Linked DNA regions of Homo sapiens: region 2 is linked to region 1. A link is an interaction called in ENCODE POLR2A ChIA-PET data of the cell type or tissue named here. Cell type or tissue: PC-9. All regions are shown on one strand. Each heading gives the region's core, and the rest is flanking DNA. Links, peaks and the distances in the headings are about the cores only. Region 1 overlaps CDC42BPB (CDC42 binding protein kinase beta). Region 2 holds the start of LOC124903390 (a long non-coding RNA gene).

What was found. ChIA-PET counts read pairs that join two places held together with the same protein. Peaks named below come from ENCODE experiments on the same cell type or tissue, not always from the same donor. Only the 100,000 strongest peaks of a DNase experiment are listed, where the experiment ranks them.
Region 2: POLR2A ChIA-PET joins it to region 1 with 11 read pairs; 2 of 35 experiments call an interaction of 5 or more read pairs at or near these places.

Annotation. Positions count from the first base shown.
Region 1 is chr14:102,952,685-102,968,007 of GRCh38, forward strand. It overlaps CDC42BPB (CDC42 binding protein kinase beta), which reads right to left. Exons shown (of 37, transcript NM_006035.4): 17 at 14,362-14,486; 18 at 13,598-13,703; 19 at 11,818-11,966; 20 at 10,377-10,471; 21 at 6,947-7,026; 22 at 1,918-2,004; 23 at 1,514-1,591. Among named protein-coding and RNA genes, the nearest start is that of AMN, 38 kb to the left of the region's middle. In PC-9, for the core only: no CTCF peak of the experiment used is centred there; no DNase peak of the experiment used is centred there.
Region 2 is chr14:102,737,311-102,752,633 of GRCh38, forward strand. It overlaps LOC124903390 (a long non-coding RNA gene), which reads left to right and starts at 5,407. Exons shown (of 2, transcript XR_007064356.1): 1 at 5,407-6,400. RefSeq lists enhancers at 824-1,325, 12,442-13,276 and a silencer at 9,459-9,632. In PC-9, for the core only: no CTCF peak of the experiment used is centred there; DNase peaks (open chromatin) are centred at 4,301 and 7,099.

The sequences.
Region 1 (15,323 bases), core at 2,380-10,379:
CACAGCTTGGGCATTATCCTGAAAAGGTGGAAATGTGCAAGTTCTGGTCTTGGTCTACGTGTTCCCTAACAGGGCTCATCAAATAGTGGTGAAAACCACCTACGAGCCTGAGCCAGAGAGAGGCCAACAAATACTTCCTTCAGTGGGAGAGCACTGCTACCAAAAAGCGAGGTCAGCTGGGCCAGAGGGCCGAGGTGGCATGGCCAGTGCTCTTTCTGGCTCATGCTCCTGGCCTCCTGGAGACCAGCACCAACTGGCTCTTGGGGGCCGACCTGGGGCCACATTTAGGTTGGGCTGCACACAGGCCTTGCATGTGTCCAAGAGACACCCAAGAATCACCGACAGGAGGACAGTTCATAACAGCAAACGCCTGGAAAGGCTCACGGTCCCTCATCAGGAGTGGACACATTGTGAACCCAGCGGCAACTGCAGCAGCCCCAAGGCTGAACAGAGGGTCGTGGTGCAGGCCATGCGGGACCGCCTGTTTACCAAGCTCAGGCGCAGCAGAGACCAATACGATCCTCAGCAGGAAACAGATGTGGGTGAGACCACTTGCAAGAAGTAGGGGAGTGACCGACACAAACTCCAGAGAGCTGTGGGGGAAGAGGCTGGCTGAGGTGGGCAGGGAGGCCGTGGGGCGGTGGCCGGGCCATCAGGACTAGGAGTGACACACCAGCACTCTGCAGAGTTGCTATCAAATATGGTAACCAAATAAACGACCTCGCGACTTGGTCCCTGACTCTGCAAGAGTCTTAGTCCAAAAGCCAAACCCTTAGGTAGCCTCATAGAAGTTTGGCTTCTTACGTCCAGCCGGCATAGCTGCCTGTGGCAGGAAGCACAGGCAGAGGCCGTGTCTACATTAACAACAACAAAAACCACCTTAGGCCACAGGGCTACGTACTCGCAATGCTTGGAACTCAGGGGCCCGTCACCCTGGAGACTTTCTGATCTGCGTTGATGTTTATATGAAAGAAAAGGGGATGTTACAGAAGAAGCCGAGGCCAGGACAGGGGAGCAGGGGCCCAGTGGGGCCGCTGTGCTGGCTCTCCAGGATGCACTTGTGGAAAGGATGAGGCTCAGAACCGCACATGCACTGCAGGGCCGTTTATGCTGGGAGTCATTCTCACCCACCAGCCACATGGTTCTGTAAGGTTCTCTAAGTGCAGGCAGACAAATGAAAATCAATGTGGAGAAGTAAGCTGCCTACCTGTGGAGAGGGGAATATGGCTTGGGGAATGAGAGAAGGAGAGTGGGGAGACTGAATGCTGAACTTTTCCAATTAAAATATATTTGTGTAGCACTGGTATCATTAAGAAAACACAGGGTCCTGACAGCTTCCTGAATTACACACCATTCTCAACAACTTTCCTACAGAACATGAGGGTCGCTACTGTGTGTATGCAAAAATGACTAAGTATGTTTTATTTATACAAAACTTATTTTCTAAATAACTGAGAATAAATAAACAACTAAATAACTAAGAAGGCGCCCCGGGTGAAAGCAAGGCCCCTACCTTCGGTCCAGCCAGAGCCAGGGCCTGCGTGGTGGGCAACGGCACAGCGGATGGCCTCTGCGGGGGCCGAGCCATGTCCTGGGAGACAAGCAGGACAGGTGAGTGTCGGCCCAGCTCAGCATGGCTGAGACACCTGGCCCTACGGGGTGCACTTCTCTCAAGAATGTGTTAACAGTGAACAGTTCTGCATTTTTAATTTGCTACAATGTTGAGACATCTGCGGAAGCCTCCCTCATCTAGGGGAGGGACTGACAGTTAATTCTCAAAATGAAAGGTGGGCTTGAGCACCTGGGCAGAGGCCCTCGCTGCAAACTGTTATGCAGGGGCCAGGTGAGCAGCATCTGGTCACCTGGACACGAGGGCAGACCCCAGGTGGGAGCATCACCAGGGCAACGCTGTCTCACCTCCTGCTGCTCTGATGCAGCCACAGACATCGACGGGGACGCTTCTGGCTTCGGAGCTTGTGTTTCTTGCTCACTAGCTGAGCTGGTCTGTGAGAACCAAGAAAGAAAGAGTGGGGTGAAAGGACATATTCTACATGATCCAGACTCTACTTACAAGTTCTTTACTAATAAAAGCAGATTCTGTCTAGCCCAGAAGTCCCAGCGGTTCTTACTCCTGGATCCTATCACCCCTTGGGTCTCCTCACAGACCCCTGCTCCACTCCCAGCTGGCCGGCCTGCCCTGAGGACCCCTGCACTTGGCTTCCTCAGCTGAGTGGTGATTGCGTGGGCAGGTGGAGTCTGACAAGTCACAGTCACCCCGCTGAGGTGAGAATTTGCCTGGAGACACCTCTAATGCACAGCCCTGAGCATACCCGCCCCCTCCTGCAGCCTCCTTGCCCCGGTCACTGAAAGGGCAAGACCTGGAAATGCTGATCCTTCCTGACCTTTATTCATAAGTAATGTTATCTAAGCCTAGCAGCCTTAAGATCAATTAGCCAGGCCAGGCACGGTGGCTCACGCCTGTAATCCCAGCAATTTGGGAGGCTGAGGGGGGCAGACCACCTGAAGTCAGGATTTTGAGACCAGCCTGGCCAACATGGCGAAACCCCGTCTCTACTAAAAATACAAAAATTAGCCGGGTGTGCTAGCACACACCCATAATCCCAGCTACTCTGGAGGCTGAGGCACGACAATCGCTTGAACCCAGGAGAAGGTTGCAGTGAGCCGAGATCAAGTCATTGCACTCCAGCCTGGGCAACAAATCAAGACTGTCTCAAAAGAAAAAGAGAAAGAAGAAAAGATCAAATAGCCAAATGCTTCTTAACCTCATTTCAAGGATCAAGAAGAAATTCGAACATCAACAGAGGTCGGTGGGCCCATGAGTAGATTTAAGAATTTCCTTGAAAATTTTATGACACAGGGAAGCAATGTTTTGTTTTAACAAATTAAGAGTTCTAATTTCACAGTGATTTATTTGAAGCTAAAGCTACACTCTGAAACCACTTAAAAACAACTCTATTTCAACAAGTATTCCTGAAACTAATAGTTTATCATCACAGGCCACTGCTGTTTACAGACGCACATGTAGGTATGCTGAGTAGCAAGTGTTAGCACCAGCAAGCAGTGTGATGGGACACAGACATGGCTGGGTAGGCGCCTAAAGCATTGACAGCTGTATTTTGTGTTCCACATCAGAATCCCAATGAACCAAATCAGATAAACACTTTCCAACAGTTGCAATTAATTAGGCCACTGAGGAAGGAGCCAAATTCAGATGGGATGGCAGCATACACACATAAAACACACACACAACTGTGTACTGCAAATTCACAAGGGAAAGGCTAGCTCGACTGGCTAATTACCAAAGCTCAAAAATGTAAGCAAATCTGCCCCATAAACAAGGTATGTTAAGTGTTACGGTTCCATCTTTAGATAAATGAGAAAAAGAATATTAATTTTAGGCATGTAAAAGCCCCACTCGTTTCATTTAGTTGGTTAATTAATCAAAGGGATGCAGATTCAGGAACAGGAACATTGAGGAGGCTGTGCACTAACAGGAGTGAAAGCTGCGGGAAGCCAGCGCTGGCAGCCACTTACTTCTTCCCAAAAGGCTAGCAGGGAAGATGCAGACGAGGAGGAGAGAGAGTCCTTGGAGGTAACAGACAGGAGGAACAAACATCATTTCCCACCCAGTCAACACTGGCATGAAGATATATTGACTTAATCTTGGTGACAAACTGTTTCTAGTAAAAACCAACATGTTTCATGCAGGCAGCGTGGGATAAGAAGTTTCTCAAAGACAATTTTCAAAAGAGTCTGGAAGCTCTAACAGACCCAGCCCCTGATGGAGGGTTTTTTCTGTTCAACAATAAATGCCTTCCCATTTAAATCACAGAGGGATTAGCGGCCAGGCACGGTGGCTCATGCCTATAATCCCAGCACTTTGGGAGGCCAAGGCGGGCAGATCACCTGAGGTTAGGAGTTTGAGACCGGTCTGGGCAATATAGCAAGAATCCATCTCTACAAAAATTTAAAAATTAGCTGGGTGCGGTGGCGAGCACCTGTAGTGCCAGCTACTCAGGAGGCTGAGGCAGGAGAATCGCTTGAGCCCAGGAGTTTGAGGTTGCAGTGAGCTATGATGGTGGCACGGCACTCCAGCCTGGGCAGCAGAAGGAAGCCCTGACTCTAAAAAATGGTTAAGATGGTAAGTTTTATGTTATGTGTGCTTATATCACAATTTATAAATCAATTATGGGCCAGGCATGGTGGCTCACACCTGTAATCCCAGCACTTTGGGAGGCTGAGGTGGGTGGATCACCTGAGGTCAGAAGTTCAAGACCATCCTGGGCGACATGGTGAAACCCCATCTCTACTAAAAATACAAAAAAAAAAAAAAAAAAAAAAAAAAATTAGCCGGGCATAGTGGCGCGTGCCTGTAGTCCCAGCTACTTGGGATGCTGAGGCACAAGAATTGCTTGAACCTGGGAGGTGGAGGTTGTGGTGAGCCGAAACTGCACCACTGCACTCCAGCCTGGGTGACAGAGTAAGACTGTCTCAAAAAAAAAAAAAAAAAAAAAAAAAGGGAGGGATGAGGGATTAGCAAGGGCAGGCGTGCTGGCTGTAGAGAATGAGGCATGAAGATGCCGCCTCTGTCTCCATCTCTGCTGCCCACTCTCCACAGCTGTGACTCACACACTCATGGACAGTACTGGCTGTAAACTCACTTGCTACCGGGCCCTCTACTCTGTTAATGTTACAGAAAGCTACCGCTTTCCTGGCCGCCTCCATTCAGTGATCAAGCACCATCTCTGGTTCTCTGGAATCCACTTATTCCTCCCCACAGCAGTGCCCGGCTCCGCAGCAACGAGAGAGGCAATGACTTGTGCAGAAACAGGCTTATCAAAGATCTGGCGGGCACTTACCGGTTAAATAGATTTGCTTCTTCAAAACTGTGGATTTCAGGGAAAAGACAAGCATTGCCAGTTTGATAAAACAAACAAACATTTTGACAGGTGAAGGTGAACAGGTGTGCGTCCAGAGTGGCTGTGAGCAATGCAAGCCTGCTTGGGTGTTGTAATGACAGACACAGGCCAGGATGCTAAGAGTCCACCCCAAGGGAGGCTGCTACGGGCAGATGCCCACATGGGCACCTGCTGACTGCCCCCTACTCACACAGGCAGCAACCCTAGCCAACCCCACCTCAACCCAACGATCAGACTTGGCATCACCCACCCTGGGCAGGCCGGCCTCTGTGCGTGGAAAGGGCACAGCTCCTCCTGAGGAGAGTTTGTGCCAAAGGTTCAACCCACAACTGATGAAGATGAAACATCAGACAAACCCAGAGTGGACATTCTGCAGGACAACTGGCCTGGGTAACACCAAAATATCATTGTCATAAAAGGGAACAGATGGGGAACTGTTCCAGATTAAAGGAAACAAAAGACTAAATGCGATTCATGACCTCCAGATGGATCCAGAACTAGGAGGAAAAGCCAGCAGGAAAGGGCATTCCTGGGACGACAAGGGACACATGGATATGGGCTGTCCCACGGCATCAGCACAGAATGCCTGATGACAGTGACACTGTGGTTATGTGAGAGAATGCCCCAATCGTAGGAAATAACTGCTGAAGTATGTTGGGGTCGCTGATACCTTCAAGTCGCTTTCAAATACTTCAGAGGAAGAAAGTCTCTTATGTTGAGAGAGAGAAAGCAGATGTAGCAAAACCCCAGGTGAGGGACATGTACACATGCACCCTATTCTTCCCACTCGCCTGCAGGGCTGGAGTTTTCTAAATCAAAGGCTGGAACCACCTTCCCCACCCTGCACCCCATCAGGAGTTCCATTAGTGAGCTCCACTCTCCCTGCTCCAATATGCTTTGCGTGCTGCTATCAAGGGTGCATCCCTACAGGTTTCAAAGAGGAGGAAAGGCTGTCCTGCCTCCACGGAATGCCACCAAGAACCTGCGGCCCATGGAGGGAGGCAGTGGGGTCTGCTCCTCACTCGACAGCTAATTCCCAAGTAGATGACCAGCGGCTCCGACTGCCTGAGGGGGTTGGCCTCCTTGTGAGGGTCTCGGCAAGGCACCTGGTGCCAGACTGTTCCCATCAACCACCTTTCCCATCGATCCCCAATGCCGAACTCTACAGCTACACAGATGGAAACACAACTAAAGTATTTTTATTCGCTCTAGTGTGGGATTTTTTTTTTTAAGAGATAGGGTCTCGCTATATTGCCCAGGCTCGTCTTGAACTCCTGGGCTCAAGTGATCCTCCCACTTCAGCCTCCCAAAGTGCTGGGATTACAGGCGTGAGCCACTGCACCCATCCCAGTGTGAGAATTTGTATTATTTTCTTGAAATAATCGCTACAGGCTGGGCGTGGTGGCTCACGCCTGTAATCCCAGCACTCTGGGAGGCCAAGGTGGGTGGATCACCTGAGGTCAGGAGTTCGAGACCAGCCTCGCCAATATGGTGAAACCCTGTCTCTACTAAAAATACAAAAATTAGCCGGGCGTGGTGGTGGGTGCCTGTAGTCCCAGCTACTTGGGAGGCTGAGGCAGGAGAATCACTTGAACCCGGGAGGCAGAAGTTGCAGTGAGCCAAGATCATGCCACTGCACTCCAGCCTGGGTGACAGAGCAAGACTCCGTCTCAAAAAAAAAAAAAAAAATACTCACTACACAGCTGAGGCCAGTGCAGATTTCTCCCTGAAGAGGCTGAGCACTTTCTTAATCTCATCTCTACTTAATCTGAGTTGAGAAAGCTTCTCTGGGAGCACCTCAAATACCCTAAATGTCTGTCACCTGATGCGTTTAATGTGGGTTGATTACATGTGGGTCAATTACACAGTTAGCACAACGCTGAGATAAACACTGAATGTATATTTACTGGTGTGTTTGTGGCCCCATGAGTGGTAAAATCATATATGACACTATTTCTAACTTATCATAAACTCATCTGTCACTTAAAAAAAAAACAATGACTTACTCTAAATGTCAGGTCATGTGCAAGAGGAGCAGTGTTGAAATACTCAAAAATGGAATCCTGAAAATCTGGAAGTTTGAGCCCTGCAAAAAGAAACAAAGAATAGTCAAGGCAAAAAAACTAAAGTCTACATATTATTTTCAGACAGACTCAGTGTCTTCAAGATGTCAATTCTCCTTGAGTAACTGATACATCTGACATGATCACAATTAAAAAAAAAAAAAAAAAAAAAAGGGGTCAGGCTTTTCCCCAGAGAGTAACAAGAATCAAAAAGTTCACTTGAAAAAGTAACCAAGGGACTGGGTGCGGTGGCTCACGCCTGTAATCCCAACACTTTGGGAGGCCGAGGTGGGCGGATCACCTGAGGTCAGGAGTTAAAGACCAGCCTGGCCAACATGGTGAAATCCCATCTCTGCTAAAAATACAAAAATTAGCTGTGCATGGTGGTATGTGCCTGAAATCCCAGCTACTCGGGAGGCTGAGGCAGGAGAATCTCGAGCCCAGGAGGCAGAGGTTGTGGTAAGCCAAGATCATGCCACTGTACTCCAGCCTGGGCGACAGAGCAAGACTCTATCTCAAAAAAAAACAAAAACAAAAAACAAAACCCCTCAAAACCACAGGGGCAGCTGGGCTGGGCGTAGGTGGAGGAGGAGCAGATCTACCAGATATTAAAGCAGATTCACTAAGGCCTCTACAATAAGAATCATGGCCAGGCACAGTGGTTCACACCTGTCATCCCAGCACTTTGGGAGGCCAAGGTCGGAGGACTGCTTGAGGCCATGAGTTTGAGACCAGCCTGGGCAACACAGAGAGACCCCATCTCCATAAAAATTAAATAAATAAAATTAGCTGTGCATGGTGGCATGTGCCTGTGGTCCTAGCTACTTGGGAGACAGAGACAGGAGGATCACTTGAGCTGGGGAGATTGAGGCTGCACGTGCCACTGCATTCCTGCCTGGGTGACAGAGTGAGACCCTGTCACACACACAAAAAAACACATATCAAAAAACAAGAATCAAGTGGTTCTTCCCCATGAACAATGGAACAGGGGAGAAGATCCAGAAACAGACCCAAGCCCATGGTGATCCTGTACATGACAACAGTCATACATAAAACCAGCAGGAAAAATAGCTTAATAACTGGTATTGGACAACCAGCTAGCCATTAGCAAAAGATAAAACTGGATACACTCCTCGAACCGTATGTCAGAGCAAATTTCAAATGGATCAGTATTCTAATTTAAAAAATGAGGCTGGGCACGGTGGCTCACGCCTGTAATCCTAGCACTTTGGGAGACACGGCAGTCAGATTGCTTGAGTCCAGGAGTTCAAGACCAGCCTGGGAAATACGGCACAACCCCATCTCTAAAAATAAATAAATAAATAAATAAATAGCCAGGTGTGGTGGCACGTGCCTGTAGTCCCAGCTACTCAGGGGGCTGAGGTGGGAGGATCACTTGAGCCCAGAAAGTTGAGGCTGCAGTGAACCCTGATCGTGCTACTGCACTCCAGCCTGGGCAACAGAGCAAGACCCTGAATCAATCAATCAATCAATCAATCAATCAATCAATCAATCATGAAGCCACACAAGTATGAGAAGCATGAGGGAATCCCTCCAACAACTGGGAGTTAGGTGTATTTTCCTATTTATGACTCAAAAAAGGAAGAAGACTGAAAACTTGACACACAAAAAATTTTGAAAACCACCTTTTTTTTTTTTTCTTGACAGACGGAATCTGGCTCTGTCACCCAGGCTGGAGTGCAGTGGCGAGATCTCAGCTCACTGCAACCTCTGCCTCCCAGGTTCAAGCGATTCTCCTGCCTCAGCCTCCTGAGTAGCTGGGACTATAGGCATGCCCCACCACGCCCAGCTAATTTTTGTATTTTTAGTAGAGATGGCAAAACCCCCCCCACTTTTTTTTAAGACAGCGTTTTGCTCTTGTTGCCCAAGCTGGAGTGCAATGGTGCAATCTCGGCTCACCGCAACCTCTGCCTCCCGGGTTGAGGTTCAAGTTCAAACAATACTCCTGCCTCAGCCTCCTGAGTAGCTGGGATTACAGGCATGCACCACCACGCCCAGCTAATTTTGTATTTTTACAAGAGATGGGGTTTCTCCATGTTGGTCAGGCTGGTCTCGAACTCCAGACCTCAGGTGATCCGCCCACCTCAGCCTCCCGAAGTGTTGGGATTACAGGCGTGAGCCACCGCACCGGCTGCAAAACCACTTTTATTTGGCAAAAAAATAAATAAATGATAAGCAAAGACAAACTAGGAAAAATACTTGCAACTTACATCACAAACAAAAGGCACTAATCCCCAAAATGCAAAAGGCTTTTAGAAATCCGCAAGACTAACAACCTGAATTTTTAAAAGCGGGCAAACAATAAAAACATATAATGCACAAAATACAAAAGTCCCTCAAACATATAAAAAGATGCTCAATCTTACTTATGAGAAATATGCAAGTTAAACCTCTACGGAGATGCTATTTCTCACCTATTCAGAGCGGCAAAAATCCAAAAGTCTGAAATCCTACTTTGTGGGTAGGCTGTGGGGCAGAAACCCCTCATGCAAAGTGGGAGGAACGTCACTGCACAGCCTCTGGAGGCCTGTCCGTCAGCATGCAGCAAGAGTGTACAGGCATGTTTGCCCTTTGCCCTGGCAATCCCACTTCTAGAACTCTATCCCGAAATACACCGACAAAAACAGGAAATGTTCTATCCATACAGCCACTCCTGGCAGCACTTTCTGTGACAGCAAATGCCAGGGAATAAACCATCCCAGTGGCTGGCCAGCCCACGGCAGCGCACAGTGCAGCTGCAGAGGAGGCCGGGGTGGCCCCTCCAGCACAAAATGATGCCTTTTGTGTTATCAGGGGATACAAATGTGTGCCTAGATTTGTGTGGATTTGCCATATGCTTTCAAGATGAAAGGAAGGATAGGCTGGGCACGGTGGCTCACACCTGTAATTCCAGCACTTTGGGAGGCTGAGGTGGGTGGATTGCCTGAGGTCAGGAGTTGCAGACCAGCCTGGCCAACGTGGCAAAACCCCATCTCTACTAAAAATACAAAAATTAGCCAGGGGTGGTGGTGGTGTGCACCTGCAATCCCAGCTACTTGCGAGGCTGAGGCGGGAGAATCCTTGAACCCAGGATGCAGAGGTTGCAGTGAGCCGAGATTGTGCCATTGCACTCCAGCCTGGGTGACACAGCGAGACTGTCTCAAAAAAAAAGGAAGGATAAACCAAAAACAATGGCTACCTTTGGGGAAAATATATTTGAAGATGTTGTTTGAAAATGCTGATTTTGGAAAATACTGAATTTGGAATTCTGTAGGTGCTTCTAAAGTAACTATTAAGTCGAAAAGAAAATAAAAACATTCATTTGAAAAATACTTATATTCAAATAATGCAGAATCGCACAACATTAATTTACCAGTATCTGCTCTGAATTTTTCTTCCATCTTTTTCTTCAAAATTTCCATTTCTTCTAATAATTCTCTGTTTTTGGCTTCGGAATCCTTTAGTTTGCTAAAATAAAAAATAAATGGCTTTAAGTGCACTGAGAAGAGGTTGTCTGTGAGCTGGTATGGGGCAGGTCAGGATGAGAGAGCCGGGATTTCTCCCCAGCACTCAGGACTGTCCAGAACACGGTAGCTCATGCTGGGCCTTTCTACTGCAAACACCATGAACAGTACGAATATTTCAAATATAAACATTCAAACAGGAATTTAAAAAGTCATGGCTTAGGAAGGCGTGTCTCATGAAGGCCTAATGGAGCTCTTGACCTTCCTAATCTTGTTCCCAGGCGAGTCCTCTGTTCTTCAGGGACACAGGGCCCAGGCCGCTCAGCCGTCAGCCCCATCAATATCTTTCCCATAACTGGCAAGATGGTGGCTGCACCAAGAAGCACCAGCACCACCCGCACGGGTAGCCTTGCAATTCCAGCAACTTCGTGCAGGGGACAGAGGAAGTCAGGCTGCCACGGGGAACACCTGGCCGGGAGGGATGCAGTTTGTGGGGGCTGGTCCACTCATCAGTGGGGTGACAGTGGGCAAATCACCTGCGGAGTGTGTGTAAGTGGGAGTAACAAGACTGCCTACCCTGTTGGGCTGTGGGAGGGTCACAGGATTTAACAACAGAACAGTCTTACAGCAATTCCCAGTATAAAGAAAGTCAATTTAACTGAAACCTATTACCATTAATTTTTTAGCCCCAAACTAACAGGATTTGGGACTTGGTAATTCTGTTAGAGACACTGTCCCTTCCAGGTCCTCGCCTGCCTCATGGCACAGCAGAGCTGGCCTGGTTTTTATGAAACTGACGTTCATTATCGTATCCTCGTAAAACCAGATCTGCAAAGAGGAGACTCTCAGCAAATACTGACTGAATCACTGCTGTGTGAAAATGGCGTTCTCGTTACTGCTTGGAGTTAGGGAAAAATTTCAAGTGAGAATGCCATCTTCAACCTCTGTTTTAAAATATTCACGTTAGCTTGAAAGGAACAATCTTGAATTAGTGAATGGAGCGGCACGGAGGTGACTAAGCAGTGAGAGGGGCTCCTGTCAGACAGCGGTGTGAGTCTCGCTACCCAGCGTGGGGGCACAAGCACCCGCTGCCGTCAAAACACGGCTCGCACCGCACCACACCCCCCCGCGGCAGGCAAGGCCCTGCACCCTCGCGGCCACCTCAGTGCCAGAACGGCCTGCTATTCGGGGCTCCTGCAGGTGAACCCGACGTGCTGCCTCCTAAGGCTCCAGCAAACGCCGTGGCCCCGATTTTCCAGGCGAGGAGCATCGGAGCCCGTGAGGCTCAGGGCGGGCTCGAGGCCACACAGCCACTGCTCCTACCTGGAGTCAGACCCTGGCACCAAGTACCTTTCCAAGGTGAGGTTGGCGTCCTTGACCTTCCTGAGCTCCTCCTGGACAAGCTGCTTGGCCCGGATCTCCGCCTCCAGGGCCGACTGCAGCTCCAGCCGCGCGGACATGTCCAGCTTCTGGCTGCGGCGCACCTTCCACAGCGGGTCCTTGAGACACGGTCATGGCGTTAAAAATGCATTTTCAGTTATCCGCTTGTTAAACTAATGTTAACAAATAAGTTATCTTTGTCTAACCTTAAGCCATTACGGTCTCATTTAGATATTAACTCTAAATTATGGAGGTGCCTCAGGAGTTTTAGTTTTGATATTTTATGACTTTTTTTACTCTTCCTCAGAAATCTTCTAAAAAATAACTAAATAATTTACTTTATCTTTTAGAAGAATAAAAGTGATTCTGTAGTGCAATTTCTTTTCTTTTCTTTTCTTTTTTTTTTTGTTTGAGATGTAGTTTCGCTCTTGTTGCCTAGGCTGGAGTGCAATGGCGTGATCTCAGCTTACCGCGACCTCCGCCTCTTGGGTTCAAGCGATTTTCCTGTCTCAGCCTCTCCAGTAGCCAGTAGCTGGGATTACAGGTGCCGCACCACCATGCCTGGCTAATTTTTGTATTTTTAGTAGAGACAGGGTTTCACCACGTTGGCCAGGCTAGTCTCCAACTCCTGCTCTCGTGATCCACCCCCCTTGGCCTCCCAAAGTGCTGGGATTACAGGCATGAGCCGCTGCGCCTGGCCTCTGTAATGCAATTTCTATATGGGTCCACTGGACCCTGGACCCTTTTACAAACCTAAGGTACATTATAGGGTTCGGTTATCTTTTTCTCATAACTTGAAACGTTTTGCTATTTCACCATCCTGGGAATTATGTCATTACTCATTCCTACCTGTGATTAAAAAAAAAAAAAAAAAAAAAAGACTAAAATAATAAGGGAAGAATGACAGAGTGACCTAGGATGAAGCAACAGTGGAATAAGCCAGTTCACTAACATCATCCTCCTGTTTTCTTACTGAGTTGCCCAATGTATGACATCAACTTTCGAGAGGTATCAAAGAAGTCCAGAGATGCCATCTTGCTGTTTTTTCTTTTTTAAAACAAACTGAAAACCTTTCATTGAACACAATTGAGAATGCTTCATTTTCCATCTATAACAGTAAAGAGAAGAAAATGGACAGAGGAAGGCCAGGTGTGGGGGCTCATGCCTGTAATCCCAGCACTTTGGGAGGCCGAAGCGGGCAGATCACCTGAGGTCAGGGGTTTGAGACCAGCCTGGCCAACATGGTGGAAACCCGTCTCTACTAAAATACAAAAATGAGCCAGGTGTAGCGGCACACGCCTGTAATCCCAGCTACTCGGGGGGGCTGAGGCAGGAGAATCACTTGAAGCCGGGAGGCGGAGGTTGCAGTAAGCCGAGATCACGCCACTGCACTCTAGCCTGGGCAACAGAGTGAGACTGTCGCGGGAGGAAAAAAATAAAATACACACATCACTAAATGAACCAATGAAATTAATAAAAGCAAGCTCTCTGAGGGCAGAATCCAGTCTTAACTTGACACCACGGAGCTCAGTGCTCAGTAATTATTTGCTAAACGAATGAATGCTGTCGAGAGAAGCCATGATGATCTGAGAGCTGGCAAATGTTGGCGTTCCTTAAATTGGGGAACTGGTTACACAGAAGTCTCTTGCATCACTGTAATTCCCTAAATAGTACTTATATGTCACATTTATACTTAAAACCATTAGCGAATTATTCAGTAATAGAAATGCAGGCATTACACAAAACCTACCAGTGTTCTTGACCCCAGACTAGAACTCCTCAAAGCCTCGAGCTCTTCGGTCATCTTGGAAGCAAGAGCTTGAAGGTAACCCCGGGCATCTTTCTCGTCACTGACCCTGGAGGAGGGAACAGATGTTCTATCTCACGAAGCATGGCTATCAGGGAGAAGCCAAACAAGAAGGGGACGTTCCCGCCTTCCTCGGCACACAGTGACACAGTGTCACGTCAGCTAGAGTGCCCGCAGTGTACCCGTTGTATACACGGGATCTCATTGATGGATGCGTCGTTACATTGCACATGACTGCAGTTTAAAAAGACACCAAACTTCCAAGACTCAAGAATGAAAAAATTCTATTACTCCATAAATATATATACCTACTACGCACCCACAAAAATTAAAAATAAAAACTCTTTTTTTAATTACAACTTCACACCTTAGGAGCGGAGGGCCAGGTCCCAGCTCGCTCCAAGTCTCCCTGCTGCTTCTGCAGCCGCTTTGGGAGGGCTCTGCCTCCCCTGTCTCTGAGAACGCAAGGGGTGTGAACGGTTTGCCCCAAGTCCTTCAGTGGGTTGGTGGGGGCGTATCTCCACCTCTATTCCAACAGAACCACTGCCCCAGACATGAGAAGTTCTGGGGAACAGCAGTGAGACCTGCACCCCAGCCTGAGAGGCACGGCCTGGCGTGGAGCACAGGATCAGGCAGAAGAGGCGGGGCAGACCCCATGGACTGAGCAGGGAGCGGATTCACGGCCGCTAATGGGGCCGCGCACGTACCACTGAATGATTTCCGCAATCTGAGCTTCCCAGTGGGCCACTGACTCCTTCTTGGCTGCCAGATCCTGCAGCTCATCCTCCAGCTGTCTATTTTGAGCTGTGAGTTTATCCACAAAGGAACAGAGCTGAAATGAAACAATTTCACCACAGAACTTGTTAATCGGGCATCCTTTAAGTATGCTGGATTTAACACTGGAAGTTCTTTTGAAGACTCTGAAAGTTTTCTTTAATCGTCATGAGATTTTTCCAAACTAAGTTCATGATATGGATTTTTTTCACTGTATCTAGCTTAAGTCACATTTCAATTCAAATCTAAACCTAAACTGATGGAGCTGGAGCTAGTGACTTCAGGCAATTGGCATCTTTTCGCTGAATACAAACATCCTATTTAAAAGACCAAACACATGACTCCATTCAAAAATTAAAACAGTCACGTGTAGTGAAACAGCAAGAACACGGTCTGAGAAACGTGTCCTTGCACACACAGCGTGAATGCACTCACGCAAGCCTAGACGGTGCGGCTGCCGCACACCAGGCCCTGTGGTACAGCCTGTCAATTCCAGGCCCCAAGCCTGCATACCATGTTGCTGTGCGGGACGCTGCCGGCGGCTGTAGCACAATGCTAAGTATCTGTGTATCTCAACACAGAAGAGGTAGAGTAAAGTACAGTATTATGATCGTACGGGACGCCTGTTGTACACACAGTCTATCATTGATGGAAGCATCGTTATATGGCACATTACTGCACTGTAAAAAGACACCAAACTTCGGCCGGCGCAGTGGCTCATGCCTGTAATCCCAGCACTTTGGGAGGCTGAGGTGGGTGGATCATGAGGTCAGGAGATTGAGACCATCCTGGCTAACACGGTGAAAACCCGTCTCTACTAAAAATACAAAAACTTAGCCAGGCGTGGTGGCAGACGCCTGTAGTCCCAGCCACTTGGGAGGCTGAGGTGGGAGAA
Region 2 (15,323 bases), core at 3,377-11,376, 210 kb before region 1:
GGCTGTGGGGTGCCCCACTGGCGAACATCCCTTATAAGCCTGGATTTCGTCTCATCGCAGGGGTACAGTAGGTGTGCTTCAGCTTTCCTGCTTCTAGCAGAGAGCACCTTACCCAAATCCTGGGTGGTTGCCAGGGCCGACCCAAACTGGAAGCCAGCCCTCTGCAGCTATGCCCTGGTCATTACCCCTCCGTCTCCTCCACCTTTCCACCCACAGCCCCAGGCTGTCTCAAGTGGACCCATTGGCCCTTGAGCTTTTTCAGGCCCTTGTTGACACGCTGCGTAGCCATTGAGATCGACCCCACCGGCCTCTTCCTTCCTGGAGTGTGAGTCTGGGCTCCTCTGCAGCCCTGGGCCACTGAGTCAAAGACCTCATGGGTGCCCACGGAGTACTGGCCATCAGTGCCATGAGGCCAGGGCCTGCAGCACCGAGTCGAAGACCTCGTGGGTGCCCACAGAGTGGTGGCCCACTCAGCACTGCAGGCTGAGTGTACCACTACACAGCCTCCACAGCAGGATTCTGCCCTTGCCCGGCCCTGATTGCAGGAGCGGCTCTAATGACCGCTGCACCCTGATCACCTTTCTCAGAAAGACTGTTACAGTCCTGGTCCCCAGGAATCATGCCTCCAAGTGTCCTTGCCTAGTGTCGTCCCTTTACCCACCAACTCTGGGCTGGGTCATGGACTTGTTTTGATCAATGGAACCTTCACAGGCTTGACATGAGCTTTAGGGCCTGCCTGCTCTTGTTTCTGAAAACTCTGTTACCCTGTAAAGAAGCTTGGGACAGCCTGCTGGAGACAGGTGGTCAGGCTGACAGCCACCACAAACCACCAAACCTGTGTGTGAAGCCATCTGAAGCCAGAAGGCCCTGATGGAGCACCCAGGAGACCACACGAGTGACCCAGGCAAGCCCCGTTCCAACTATTCACCCACAAGATGCGAGCAAGTAAAATGGCCTGTGTTTTCAGCCAAGTTCTGGAGCAATTTGCCACGGCAATAGGTAACTGAGATGGTTGGAGAGGAGTGGGACTCAGGGAATTTGTGGCAAATTTCAGGCTGCAGAAAAGGCTGGGCTCCCAGACTTCAGAGTCCTTGGGTGTGTGCAGGCACAGCCCGCAGTGGCAGGCCACAGATGCCTTCGTGGAGGATGCCAGAGCCTGCCTGGTGAGCACATGGGTGAGTGTGAGCTCCTACCTCAGAGGCTGGGATGCCACCTCCTCTGCCTCTCTGGGGCTGAAGGCACAGGGCTCCCAGTGCAACACCTTCCTATAGAGAACCTGGCAGCTCCTTGGAGCCTCACCTATGAGATCCTGAGCCAAGCCTCAGGACCCCTGCACGGAGTGGACTGAACACATTTAGTTGGGGGTGTACGTGGCTGCCAGGCCTTTCTTGGTAGCTGTCCTCTCCACGGCCCTCCAGGCTGCTGAGCCTCGGTCCTCTTGGTTGAATGCCTTGTTCATGAAGGAGATTCAGAATTGAAATGTGTTCCCCGCTCCCCACCCCTCATTCCTCTGGCCACATCCTCCTGGCCTTCCTGCCCCAGCCTACATTGGGCTGCAGCACCTTCCAGCTCTGTGAAGCTGAATCTTGCCTGGCTAGGAATCAGGGGCTTGGATTCTGTCCCTGAATCACTGTGCTGTGAGACAAGCCCCTCCCGCCCCTGGTGTTCTGTTTCTCCATTTGAGTGGGGCCGGCAAGAGCCAGGTACATGCCCTATCCCTTTGGATGCCCTGGTGAGGAGGTGGCCACTCAGCTGCCTCCCCAACCAAATGGCCGGTAGATCCACAGCTGCCTCCCACATCAGTTGAACTGGGATGGGGTGCGGGGCATATGGGGCTGGGGGAGGTTCCCAGCCTTTCTGGGAGTAGCCAGTAAGGACCGTGTCCCTGCAGGCCTGTCCCAGCAAAGTGCCCGGAGCTGCATGCTCTGCACAGCCCTTAGGCTTTCCTGGGACCCAGCAGGGTGGGGCGGGGATGCCTTGGGGGCAGCCAGCCTGAGGCAGGTTCCAAACCCTGCTCTGCAATGTGAGTCCTTCCAGTTGTTGAGTCCCTTCTTGGTAAAAGGAAATCGTGCCTTTGAGGCATTTGTCAGCAAAAGCATTTCTTGAGCCCCTGCAATGTAGCTTTGGGCAGGTGATGAGCAAGACAGACAGGGTTCCAGCCCTGAAGGACCCTGAATTCCAGTCGGGAGACAGAGAAATGGAAACATCCACACAGGGAGGGTAGCAGCAGGTTTCCTATGATTGGATTAGTTGGCTGAACTGTGCCACCATTCAAGCCTGGGGTGCTGGGATGGGCCAGGAGGTAACCCCAGGCCTCACCCCACCCTAGCCCAGAGACTCCCTCCCTGTGTAGAGTCCAGGAAGGCTTTGTCGGTGATTGATCTGACTTCCAGAGATGCCGAGCCCACCCTGCTAGGGGTCGTGATTCATCCGTGAGCCAAGTTTTACCACTCAGTGGTGGTCCAAGGCTTTCAACAGTGGGAAGGTAGGCCCTGGATGTGCCACATGAAGGCAGAGGCTGGCAGGGGCACTGTGACCTGCACCTTTCCACCTCCCCGCCCCAAAGCTGGATCGTGGTCTCTGAATGCCATTTCCCACGGAAAGGAACCATGTTCTTTGGAGAAGTGACTGGATTTCGCTATGGGAGGAAGGAAGTATACAAGGGGAGCCTGGGAATCTGATGCCAGAGATCAAAGAAGCACCCAAAATGATGGGGTCACGTCCGAGGGACTTGGGAGCCAAACTAAAGGACCTCCTACTGGCCTAACATGCCATTAAAAAAAAGGACATTGATCAAAACAGTAAAGATAAGAATACAAAAATTAATAATGATAGGTTTTTAAAAAATTTTTTTTTTCTTTTGAGATGGAGTCTCACTCTATCGCCAGGCTGGAGTGCAGTGGTGTGATCTCAGCTCACTGCAACCTCTGCCTCCCGGGTTCATGCCATTCTCCTGCCTCAGCCTCCTGAGTAGCTGGGACTACAGGTGCCCACCACACACCTGGCTAATTTTTGTATTTTTAGTAGAGATGGGGTTTCACCATGTTGGCCAGAATGGTCTCAGTCTCTTGACCTCGTGATCCACCCGCCTTGGTCTCCCAGAGTGCTGGGATTATAGGCGTGAACCACCCGCACCCAGACTAAAGTTTCATTTGAGACAGGGTCTCACTGTGGCCCAGGCTGGAGTGCAGTGGTGCGATCATGGTTCACTACAGCCTCGACCTCCCGGCTCAAGTGATCCTCCCACTTCAGTTCCCCTGCTAACCCGCCTACGAGTAGCTGGAAGTACAGGCACATGCCACTGTGACTGGCTAATTTTTAAATTTTTTGTGTGTGAGACAAGGTCTTGCTTTGTTGCCCAGGTTGGAGTGCAGTGGTGTAATCACGGTTCTCTGCAGCCTCAACCTCCTGGGCTCAAGCAGTCCTCCCACCTCTGCCTCCCAAGTAGCTGAGACTTACAGGCACAAATCACACCTGGCTAATTTTTTTTCTTTTAATTTTTTTTTGTAGAGACAGGATTTTGCCATGTTGTCCAGGCTGGTCTCGAACTCCTGAGCTCAAGAGTGCAGTGGCACAATCTCTGCTCACTGCAACCTCCATCTCCTGGGTTCAAGTGATTCTCCCACCGCAGCCTCCCAAGTAGCTGGGATTACAGGCATAAGCCACCGCGCCTGGCCAGCCCAGCTAAATTTTCAACTTTTTTTTGTAGAGACAGGGTCTTGCTACGTTGCCAGGGCTAGTCTGAAACTCCTGGCCTCAAGTCGTCCTCCCACCTTGGCCTCCCAAAGTGCTGGCAGTACAGGTATGAGTCACTGTGCCTGGCCCAAGAACTTAAGTACTTTTTTCAGTGCATGTCTGCTGTTGCTAAATTCTTTCCTTTAAAAAAAAAATCTGGCTGGGTGCAGTGGCTCACGTCTGTAATCCCAGCACTTTGGGAGGCTAGAGCAGATGGATCACCTGAGGTCAGGAGTTTGAGACCAGCCTGGCCAACATGGTGAAACCCCATCTCTACTAAAAATATAAAAATTAGCCAGGCATGGTGGCAGGTGCCTGTAATCCCAGATACTCAGGAAACTGAGGCAGAGGAATTGCTTGAACCCGGGAGGCGGAGGTTGCAGTGAGCAGAGATTGCACCATTGCACTCCAGCGTAGGCAACAGAGCAAGACTCCATCTCAAAAAAAAAAGCCAAAAAAAAAAAAACTAAAGTCATCATTATTTTGCATTTATATTTGATAGATGTAAAATATAAATTTTCTGTTTGTAAAATATTAGGGTTTTATTTTTGTCTTCTGGCACATTAAGGATGTAATTCCATTGTCTTCTAGCTTCCATAGTTTTAAGCAAAAGTCAACACACAACCATTTTACTTCTCTGAAAATAACATTACTTTTTTTTTTTTTTTTTTTTTTCTGAGACAGAGTCTCGCTCTGTCTCCCAGGCTGGAGTGCCGTGGTGCAATCTCAGCTCACTGCAAACTCTACCTCCTGAGTTCAAGCAATTCTCCTGCCTCAGCCTCCTAAGTAGCTGGGATTACAGGCATGCACCACCACACCCAGCTAATTTTTGTATTTTTAGTAGAGGTGGGGTTTCACTGTGTTGGTCAGGCTCGTCTCAAACTCCTGACCTCGTGATCCACCTGCCTTGGCCTCCCAAAGTGCTGGGATTACAGGCGTGAGCCACCGCGCCCAGCCAACATTCCTTTTTTCTCTGGCTGTTTTAAATTTTTTTTCTTTGTCTAGGGCTTTCATCTAGTTGATGATGATTGCCTGGATGTGGCTTTGCATTTGTTCTGCTTCATTATGCTCCTGGGGGGTTCACTGAGCTGCTCAACTCTGTGAGTTGGTGCCTTTCATTTATTATTATTATATTTTAGAGAGATAGGGTCTTGCTTCATCACCCAGACTGGAGGGCAGTGGCACAATCAGGGCTCACTGCAGCCTTGATCTCCTGGGCTCAAGTGATCCTCCCATCTCAGCCTCCCAAGTAGCTGGGGCTAGAGGCACGTGCCACCATGCTCAGCAAATTTTAAATTTTTTGTAGAGACAGTGTTTCACCATGTTGCTCAGGCTGGTGTTGAACTCCTGGGCTCAAGAGATCCACCTGCCTTGACCTCCCAAAGTTCTGGGATTACAGGCATGAGTCGCTGCATCCAGCTGAGTTGATATATTTATTTATTTATTTTGAGATGGAATCTCACTCTGTTGCCCAGGCTGGAGTGCAATGGCATGATCTTGGCTCACTGCAACCTCCGCCCACCGGGTTCAAGCAATTCTCCTGCCTCAGCCTCCTGTGTACCTGGGATTATAGGCACCCGCCAGCATGCCTGGCTAATTTTTTTTTTTTTTTTGTAGAGACAGGTTTTCACCATGTTGGCCAGGCTGGTCTTGAACTCCTGACCTTAGGGGATCCACCCGCCTTGGCCTCCCAAAATGCTGGGATTACAGGTATGAGCCACTGTGCCCGGCAAGTTGACATATTTAATCAGGCTTCAAAAATACTTGGTCATTGTTGCTTTAACTACTGCTATGTCCCTTTCTGTCTTTTGTCACCTTCAGGGGCTGCAGGTCTACATTTCACATATGTCTCTGATGCTCAATTTTTGTTTTCCCCGCAGTATTTTTCTCTGTGTGCTTCAGATTGGATATCTTATACTGACCTGTCTTTGAGTTCCCTAATTCTACCGTCTCTATGTCCTGGCTGCTATCAAACCCATGCAATTAGTTCTCAATTTCAGATGTTTTATATTGCACTACTAGAATGGCCTTTTATTTATTTATTTTTATTTTTTTCAAGACAGAGTTTCACTCTTGTTGCCCAGCTGGAGTGCAGTGACTTGATCTCAGCTCACTGTGCACCCTCCATTTCCCAGTTTCAAGTGATTCTCGTGCCTCAGCCTCCCAAGTAGTTGGGATTACAGGTACCCGTCACCATGTCTGGCTAATTTTTGTGTTTTTAGTAGAGGTGGGGCTTCACTATATTGGGCAGGCTGGTCTCGAACTCCTGGCCTTGTGATCTGCCCACCTTGGCCTCCCAAAGTGCTGGGATTACAGGCATGAGCCACCACTCCCGTCCTAGAATGGCTTTTTATAGACTAAGTCTCCACTGAAATATTTTTATCTTGTCATATATCTTGCCCATTGTTTTCTCTATTTTCTTTAATATACAGAGCTGGAAGAAAAACTGGCAGAAACTCTGACATGAGAGAATTGCAGAAGGGATGAGACCCAAAATCGGCATATAAGCTTTGCTAAATCTCTGGCTGACCGCAAAACTATACATGAGCTGGCAGTGAGCAGAGATCGCGCCACTGCACTCCAGCCTGGGCGACAGAGCGAGACTCCGTCTCAAAAAGAAAAAAAAAGAAAGAAAGAAAGAAAGAAATGCCAAAGCAAATTTGGGGTAAGTGGAAATGACCCTAGATGGCATCTCAGTTCTACAGATAGAAATGAATAGCAACAGAAGGGTACATATGTGGGTAGACATATTAATAAAAAACCAGATGGGGGGCTGGTGGCAACCCAGCACTTTGTGAGGCCAAGGCAGGAGAATTTCTTGAGCCTGGGAGTTTGAAGCTGCAGTGAGCTATGATCGCACCACTGCCCTCCAGCCTGGGTGACAGAGCAAGACTCCGTCTCAAAAAAAAAAAAAAAAAAAAGTTACTATTTATTTATTTGTTATCATTATTTTTTTTTCTTTTTTTTTTTTTTTTTATTTGACACGGAGTCTCGCTCTGCTCTGTTGCCCAGACTGGAGTGCAGTGGCGTGATCTCCGCTCACTGCAAGCTCCGCCTCCTGGGTTCACGCCATTCTCCTGCCTCAGCCTCCTGAGTAGCTGGGACTACAGGCGCCCACCACTGCACCCGGCTAATTTTTTATATTTTTAGTAGAGACGGGGTTTCACCATGTTAGCCAGGATGGTCTCGATCTCCTGACCTCGTGATCCACTGGGAGGACCTCGTGATCCACGCCTCGGCCTCCCAAAGTGCTGGGATTACAGGCGTGAGCCACCGCACCCGGCCTTGTTATAATTATTTTCTTTAAGAAATAATGTTTCAGTCTGTTGCCCAGGCTGGACTGCAGTGACGCAATCATAGCTGACTGCAACCTCAAATTCCTGGGCTTAAACAATCATCCTGCCTCAGCCTCCAATAGCTGGGGCTACAGGTGCATGTCATCATGCCCAGCTAATTCTTTATTTGTTTGTGTTTTTTTTTTGAGACGGAGTCTCGCTCTGTCTCCCAGGCTGGAGTGCAGTGGTGCGATCTTGGCTCACTGCAAGCTCTGCCTCCCAGGTTTACACCATTCTCCTGCCTCAGCCTCCCAAGTAGCTGGGACTACAGGCGCCCGCCACCACGCCTGGCTAATTTTTTTTTTTTTTTTTTTAGTAGAGACGGAGTTTCACCATGTTAGCCAGGATGGTCTTGATCTCCTGACCTCGTGATCCGCCTGCCTTGGCCTCCCAAAGTGCTGAGATTACAGGCGTGAGCCACTGCGCCCAGCCACACCCAGCTAATTCTTTTATTTTTTTAAAAAATTTTTTTTGAGATGGAGTCTCAATCTATCACCCAGGCTGGAATGCAATGGTGCAATCTCAGTTCACTGCAGCCTCTACCTCCCGGGTTCAAGTGATTCTCCTGCCTTAGCCTCCTGAGTAGCTGGGACTACAGGCACCCACCACCATGTCTGGCTAATTTTTGTATTTTTAGTAGAGATGAGGCTGGGCGTGGTGGCTCACGCCTGTAATCCCATCACTTTGGGAGGCCAAGGCAGGTGGATTACTTGAGGTCAGGAGTTCGAGGCCAGCCTGGCCAACATGGTGAAACTACTAAAAATACAAAAAAATTAGCTGAGCATGGTGGTGGGCGCCTGTAATCCCAGCTACTCGGGAGGCTGAGGGGGGAGAATTGCTTGAACCCAGGAGGCAGAGGTTACAGTGAGCTGAGATTATACCACTGCACTCCAGCCTGGGCAACAGAGTGAGACTGTCTCAAAAAATAAATAGGCCCGGTGTGGTGGCTCACGCCTGTAACCCCAGCACTGTGGGAGGCCGAGGTGGGCAGATCACTTGAGGTCAGGAGTTTGAGACCAGCCTGGCCAACATGGTGAAACCCCGTCTCTACTAATAATACAAAAATTAGCCAGGTGTGGTGGTGCACGTCTGTAAGCCGAGCTACTTGGGAGGCTGAGACAGGAGAATCGCTTGAACTTGGAGGTTGCAGTGAGCTGAGATTGCACCACTGCACTCCAGCCTGGTCGACAGAGAGAGACTCTGTCTTAGAAATAAATAAATAAATAAATAGTGGAGATGGGGTTTTACCATGTTGGCCAGGCTTGTCATAATAATAATAATAAAATAATAATTATTATTATAATTATTATGTAATTATAATAATTATTATTATTATTTTGAGATGGAGTCTCAATCTGTTGCCCAGGCTGGAGTGCAGTGGCGCAATCTCAGCTCACTGCAACCTCCACCTCCCGGGTTCAAGCAATTGATTCTCCTGCCTCAGTCTGCCAAGTAACTGGGACTACAGGCACCCACCACAACGCCCGGATAATTTTTTGTATTTTTATAGAGATAGGGTTTCACCGTGTTAGACAGGATGGTCTCAATCTCCTGACCTCATGATCGCCTGCCTCGGCCTCTCAAAGTGCTGGGATTACAGGCGTGAGCCACCGTGCCCGGCCAATTCTTTTATTTTTAGTAGAGACAGGGTCTCACCTGTTGCCCAGCCTGGTCTCAAATTCCTGGGCTCAAGCAGTCCTCCCACCTCGGCCTCCCAAAGAGCTGGCATTACAGGCGTGAGCCGCTGTGACCAGCCCTGACTTTACTATTTAAAGCGAAAATAAGAATGCTTTATTTTGTATGTATAATAAGTAGATGTGGTAGATGACTGCAGCAGCCCTGGCGATGGCGCAGGTGGAAATATTCTACTGCTCTATTTTACTTGAAGTAATTCAATTCTAATTCTGAGAAGACTGGGATTAGTTAAAATGCACATTTTCACCTCCAGTGCCATCACTAAAAAACAATAATGCAAACACATATAGCCAGAAATCCAATAGGAAATTGTGGAATACTAAAAAATATTGTATTAACACAAAAGAAGGCAGGAAAGGAGCAATAGACAAACCAAAAGAGATGAGACAAAATAAATATTAACATGGCGGACCCCACTCTACCTTAACTCCAGCCGAAATCCCACGTGGGTGAAACAAACCCTCCGATTAAAAGATCAAGACAGTCAGACCAGGCAGGGTGGAGGCGACGGTGTCTGGGAAGCAGGGGAAGCAGGCTGAGCCAGGGCTTGGAGGGAAGGAGCAGGGGTGGTCCCAGTGCCCATCTCTGCATGGCCAGGGCCACCCGGGCCACTCTGAGTCCCTGCAGGAAGAGCCGGGCAGGGACTCACGGTCCAGGGAGCCTGCTTCTGGGCTGGGGGAGGAGGTCTGCTCTGGAGGGCCAGGCACGGGTGGGGCAGGTCCTGAGGTGGGGGTTCCGCCTCTGAGCCTGATGTCAGCAGGAGATACTTGTCCTCCCCACCATTTCCTGGGCTGACTCTCGGGGTTGTCTCTACGGCCGGGTGATATGAGGCCTACACAGCGAACATAGGCCCCAGGCAGCTGCCTGCTGGGTGTGTACGTGGCGGTTCCTCGGGTACACGAACTAGCAGGAGTGACTGTGGAGGCAGCCAGGACGTGTGTGCGTGTGTGTGTGTGTGTCTGTGTATGTGTATATGTGTGTGTGTGTCTATGTGTATGTGTATATGTGTGTTTATGTGTGTATATATGTGTGTATGTGTATGTGTACATGTGTGTATATGTGCGTCCCTGGGCGCGTGGATGCGCCCTCCCCTCCCCTCCCCTCTCCTCCATCCTGTCTGCCTCCTCCATACCTAGCCAGGGGCTGGTACGCAGGGAGTCCCACGCCTGCTGGCTGAAGGGTGGGGCTTGTGCTTCCGCCCATGGGCAGCTTTGCCAGCGCAAGGAGTTTCTCACCTGCAGCGGCCCCCGTGCATGAACGCTGACGCCTGTGACACCACGGTTTGTGCTCAATGGATGCCTGATGCCCTGGAGAGGGAATGGCTTCTTGGGGACAGCAAATTAGCCTGTGAGTCAGCTTCTTGAGGGGGCATGTGGGGTTCTCCTGCTCCCAAATCTGCACCTTCTGGTGATGTGCACGGCGCAGCCCTAGCCCCAGACCGTCTGCCTGTGCCCGTTCCCAGGTGCCTGCTGTTTCGGGCCTCTTGACTGTAGACCTGGAGCCGCTGCTCACACTTGCGAAGACAATGGAAGGCCAATCCCCACCCCCACCCCTGCTCTTCTGGCCATGCTAGGAATGGTCATAAGGTGTGATATTTTGAAAACATGAGCTGTATGTCCAAGAGTGTGGCCCGGCCCGCTACACTGGCTGTCTGGCGCCCTGGCTGCTGTATTTTGGTGACTGAGCCTTTTTAGCTTGCAGAGCATGTCACTTCCAAGATGTTTTGGACTGAAAAACCAGCATGCAGAGGCCTATTCTTATCAGCTATCCAGGGACACCGGCTGTGCCTGGGGGGCCTGGATGGGGGTCCCAGACTCTGTCCCCTCTGTGACCTAGGACTGACACACTCATGACCTGCCTCACCCATTCACATGGCCCAGCTCTCGTCCACCTTTCTTTTTTTTTTCTGTTTTTGAGACAAGGTCTCAATCGGTTGCCCAGGCTGGAGTGCAGTGGTGAAATCACTGTAGCCTCAACCTCCTGGGCTCAAGTGGTCCTCCCACCTCAGCCTCCTGAGTAGCTGGGGACCACAGGCATGTGCCACCAGGACTAATTTTTTTTGTTGTGTTTTTTGAGACAGAGTCTCGCTCTGTCGCCCAGGCTGGAGTGCAGTGGTGCGATCTCGGCTCACTGCAACCTCCACCTCCTGGGTTCAAGAGATTCTCCTGCCTCATCCTCCTGAGTAGCTGGGACTACAGGTGCGTGCCACCAGACCAAGCTAATTTTTGTATTTTTAGTAGAGATGGGGTTTCACCATGTTGGCTAGGCTGGTCTTGAACTCCTGACCTTGTGATCCGCCCGCCTCGGCCTCCCAAAGTGCTGGGATTACAGGCGTGAGCCACCGCTCCCGGCACAGGGACTAATTTTTTTTTTTTTTTTTTTTTTGAGACGGAGTCTTGCTCTGTCACCCAGGCTGGAGTGCAGTGGCACAATCTTGGCTCACTACAAGCTCCGCCTCCCGGGTTCCCGCCATTCTCCTGCCTCAGCCTCCCAAGTAGCTGGGACTACAGGCGCCCACCACCACGCCCGGCTAATTTTTTTAGTAGAGATGGGGTTTCACCGTGTTAGCCAGGATGGTCTCGATCTCCTGACCTCTGGTGATCTGCCCGCCTTGGCCTCCCAAAGTGCTGGGATTACAGGCGTGAGCCAGCGCGCCCAGCCCACAAGGACTAATTTTTTTATCTTTTGTAGAGAGAGGGTCTTGCTATATTGCCCAGGCTGCTCAAGTGATCTGCCCGTCTCAGCCTCCCAAAGTGGTGGGATTACAGACAGGTTCAAGCCACTGTGCCTGGCCTTATCTACCTTTCAACTCCCTTCACACTGCTGTCCCTGCCCCGGAAACATTGGCCACAGGGGCTAGTCCTCTGTTGACCCCCTCAGCCAGGCTCCAGGTCCAGCCACCCGCTGTCTGCAGCACACACCTTCCCATCACCCTGGGAGGGCTGCGTGGCACCCATGGTGTGAGAGAGGAGGCTGCGCCTGAGAGGTGCGTTAGTGAGCCTGACACACAGCCTGTGTGTGGCCTGGAGACCACTAGTTCTGGCTCTGAAGTCCACTGGGGCTCTGGGACCTCGGTGGGCCCTTGAGTCCGTGTGGCTTGACCCTTGGTTGTTTGGGGCCTGCTTCCCAGCTGCCAGCAGAACTGGGGCTCCCGTCCTCACTCCTCCTGCAGCTCAGCTCCAGAGCTCCAGGGGCCTGGGCCCTCTGCCCAGCTCATCCTCTGCTCCCAGTAGGCAACCCCCCCACCCTTGAGAGGGGGTTGCCCTATGCCTGTCCCTCTGGGGTCTGCTTGCCTATTCCTGTCCCAGCACCTGCCGGGTGGTCAGGTGGAGTGGCTTCAGGGGCAAGGCCCCCGCTATTTTTAGCACTTTCGGCTCCTGTAAACACCTCTCCCAGCCTCTCTGGCCCTGGAAGCCTCTCCTCCCCAGCACAGCCGGGACCGCGGCTGTCACACGCCCCTGCAAGGCCTGGAGGAGGGTCCCTGAAACTTCGTGCAGCACCCGCCCTCTCCTGCAGCAGAGATTGGCGCTGCGTTCCCAGCCCCTTCAGCTGCTTCTCCCCAGAGCCAGGTGCTTGGGTCCAGCCGTGCGGTGTGGACCAGGCCATGCTTGGGGACGACAATCGAGGCAAGTCCTACCTGCAGGAATCGGTGTGCTGAGAAGCAGGGCTTTGCACACAAGCTATATGTGTTGCCACACAGCCACCACTGCCATCCTAGGGGAGCAGCGGGCCACTGCCAGGCATCCCACACCTCCCTGCGTGACAGCAGCCTGGCCAGCTTTGAGCAGCCCTGAGCCTGTGCGGGGACAGCTCTTGGTGTTCCTGTTTTGCATTACCTTTTCACTGTTTGTTGAGACAGCCCAGGCAGCATCTTGGGGGCTAATCCCGGGGGCTGAGTCGCTGGAGAGGGGTCAAGGGGAGTGGCCTGTGGCTGCCATTAGTGCCTGTCCCTGTGGCCTCGGTCCCCGCGGCCTCGGTCCCTGCAGCCGCAGTGGCGCCTGCATGGAGGGGGCCCCCTAATCATGGTGCCTCGGCTGTGGAATGTTCTGGGAGCTAGTCAGAACGGACATGGCTGCCGCAGCTGACCCTCCCGCCTGGCGAACTCTTTCTGGCTAATTGTTCTGTTTGTTTGCCCAGAGCAGGTGGGGGCAGGGCCTCTTCCATCCATTATCGGCTCACATGGTGCCAGGGAGGCACCGTGTGCACACAGGCTCAGCATTTTGGTTTTGCTTGAATTAGCAAGAAGCAGCAGGGAGTGGGGTTTGAGATATCTGAATATTTGTGGCTGTGCAAACCCAGAATCAACAAATAATAATCAGCAAATCAAGAAAAATTACATCAACAATCAACAAATAATAATACACCAGGAATCCACTGGTTATGAGCGCAGCTCAGCACAGCGACATTTCTCAGCTCGTTGATGTCCCTTCCTCGGTGCGTGCTGAGTCGTTCCTGTGTGCCGAGGCCGGTGCGGGGTGCTGGGGCCCAGTCCCCTGGGTTCACAGCCCAGGCTGTGACAGAGGTGGGTTCTAAAGACTCCCGAGCTGGTGTGCAGTCTCTTCTTACACCCTTGTCCAGATGGCCGCGGGGCCCATCCTGCGCCCTAAAGAGCAGAGTCAGGGCCAGGAGCTGGGCACAGGCGGTTTTTCTGGGAGATGTTCCCAGGGGGTCTCCTGGGGAGAGGCTGGCTGGGGCCACTGCAGGTTGGGGGATGGAGCTGGTCACCTCTGTGGGAACCCAGGGCTCAGTCCCCCCAGGGACCATATGAAATCATATGTCATGCGCCTGAGGACAGCCGGCAGATGGTGGGGGGCTGGGTGTTTATCCAGGAACTCTTGACCCAGGGTTGAGGGTTGCCTTGGGGGTGACAACACTCCAGCACTTTCCACTGCAAAGGGTCCTTGCTGGCTGCAGAGAAACCAGGGAGCTTGGGGGTCAGTTCCACCCCTGGGCTGGTGTGGGCCTGACACAGGACCTGGCCCCGTCGGCACTGTCTGTCATGGCTGCGCAGAAATTGGGGTGCGGGACAGGGAGGCGGAGAGCAGTCAGACCTGGGCTCAGGGCCAGCCCCGCGAGTTCTTCAAACCCCATGGCATCTGGAAAAGGAGGCAACAGGGATCGGGCCTCGGTGGCTGATGTGACAGGTCTGCGGGCATAAGAGGCCCAGGGAGCAAAGGCAGCACAACCCTTCCAGCACCCAGAACGGCATGGCGGGGCCTGCAGACACAACCTTTCCAGCACCCAGAGCAGTGTGGCGGGGCCTGCAGAGAGCCTCCTGCGTGGCCTGTGCAGGGTGCAGCGCCCGCCGGCAAAGCCTGCACGATGGGGACAGAGCCCCCTCTGGACAGGGGAAGAGAAGTCCGGGCTGGGGATGGTCAGGGGGTGAGGCCTGAGGCCCCTGGAGCAAGTTACAGGGTTGTAACAGGAAGCTAGGGAAGTTTGCACTGTGCCACGCGAGTGCTTGCTAGGGCGAGCTCATGTCCTGGAACTGCACCCTGGTGCTGCGGGAGGCGGGAGGCAGAGGGCACAGTTTTGTTTGTTTGTTTGTTTGTTTGTTTTTCGAGATGGAGACTTGCTCTGTTGCCCAGTCTGGAGTGCAGTGGCACAATCTCGGCTCACTGCAAGCTCTGCCTCCCAGGCTCAAGCGATTCTCCTGCCTCAGCCTCCCGAGTAGCTGGGATTACAGGCGCCTGCCACCATGCCTGGCTAATTTTTGTGATTTTTAGTAGAGACGGCATTTCGCCATGTTGTCCAGGCTGGTCTTGAACTCCTGACCCCAGGTGATCCGGAAGGCACAGTTTTGCCTGTGGTTGCTGGAGGTCCCCGAGGGTGGCTCAGATGCCAGCACTGGCCCAGAGCTGTGTGGCCCTGGGCAAGTTACTTCTCCTCGCTGGGCCTCAGGGTTCCCATCTCTAAAACAGAGATGATGGGCCCTGCCCCGTGGGGCTGTAGTGAGGATTCAGCAAAATCACCATGGGGTGTGTGTCCCACAGGCAGGAGTGAGCATGGGGTGGGGGCAGCCTGTCCAGGGAAGCCAATAACAACCATCATCACAAGGCACCGCACCGCTGTGCTTCCCTTAGGACCCTCGTGCAGGGCTCCCGTGTCCTTCCACATCCCCTTCCCCCTTCCCTGCGAGAGCCTGAATCCTGGGAAGGGCCGCCTGGGCAGGCCTAGGCCCTCCTTGTACAGAGGTGGGAACTGGGGTGGGAGGGAGCTGGGGTGCCCCTAAGGGGCCAGTGGGTGGGAGGCGGGGATGAACACACATCCAGGGCAGGGGGAGCAACCCCTCTTAATCCAGGGCCAACACAGTGAGCATGCATGGCTTTTTCCCCCAATTTAAAATGAAAATAACTTTATTGAGACCCACGGACAAAACTTCTGTCCTCGTAATACTGATTTCCTGAGCTTATTTCTCAGCACTGGCTGCTGGGTCACAGTTCTCCTGAGGTGTGACTGAGCATCTGGTGGGCACTGAGCTGTTCTGGGCCCGGGCTGCAACGTGGCTGTGGGCTGCTTGGCCTGTGCGGGCTAGACACCAAGGCAGCCTGGGAGGCC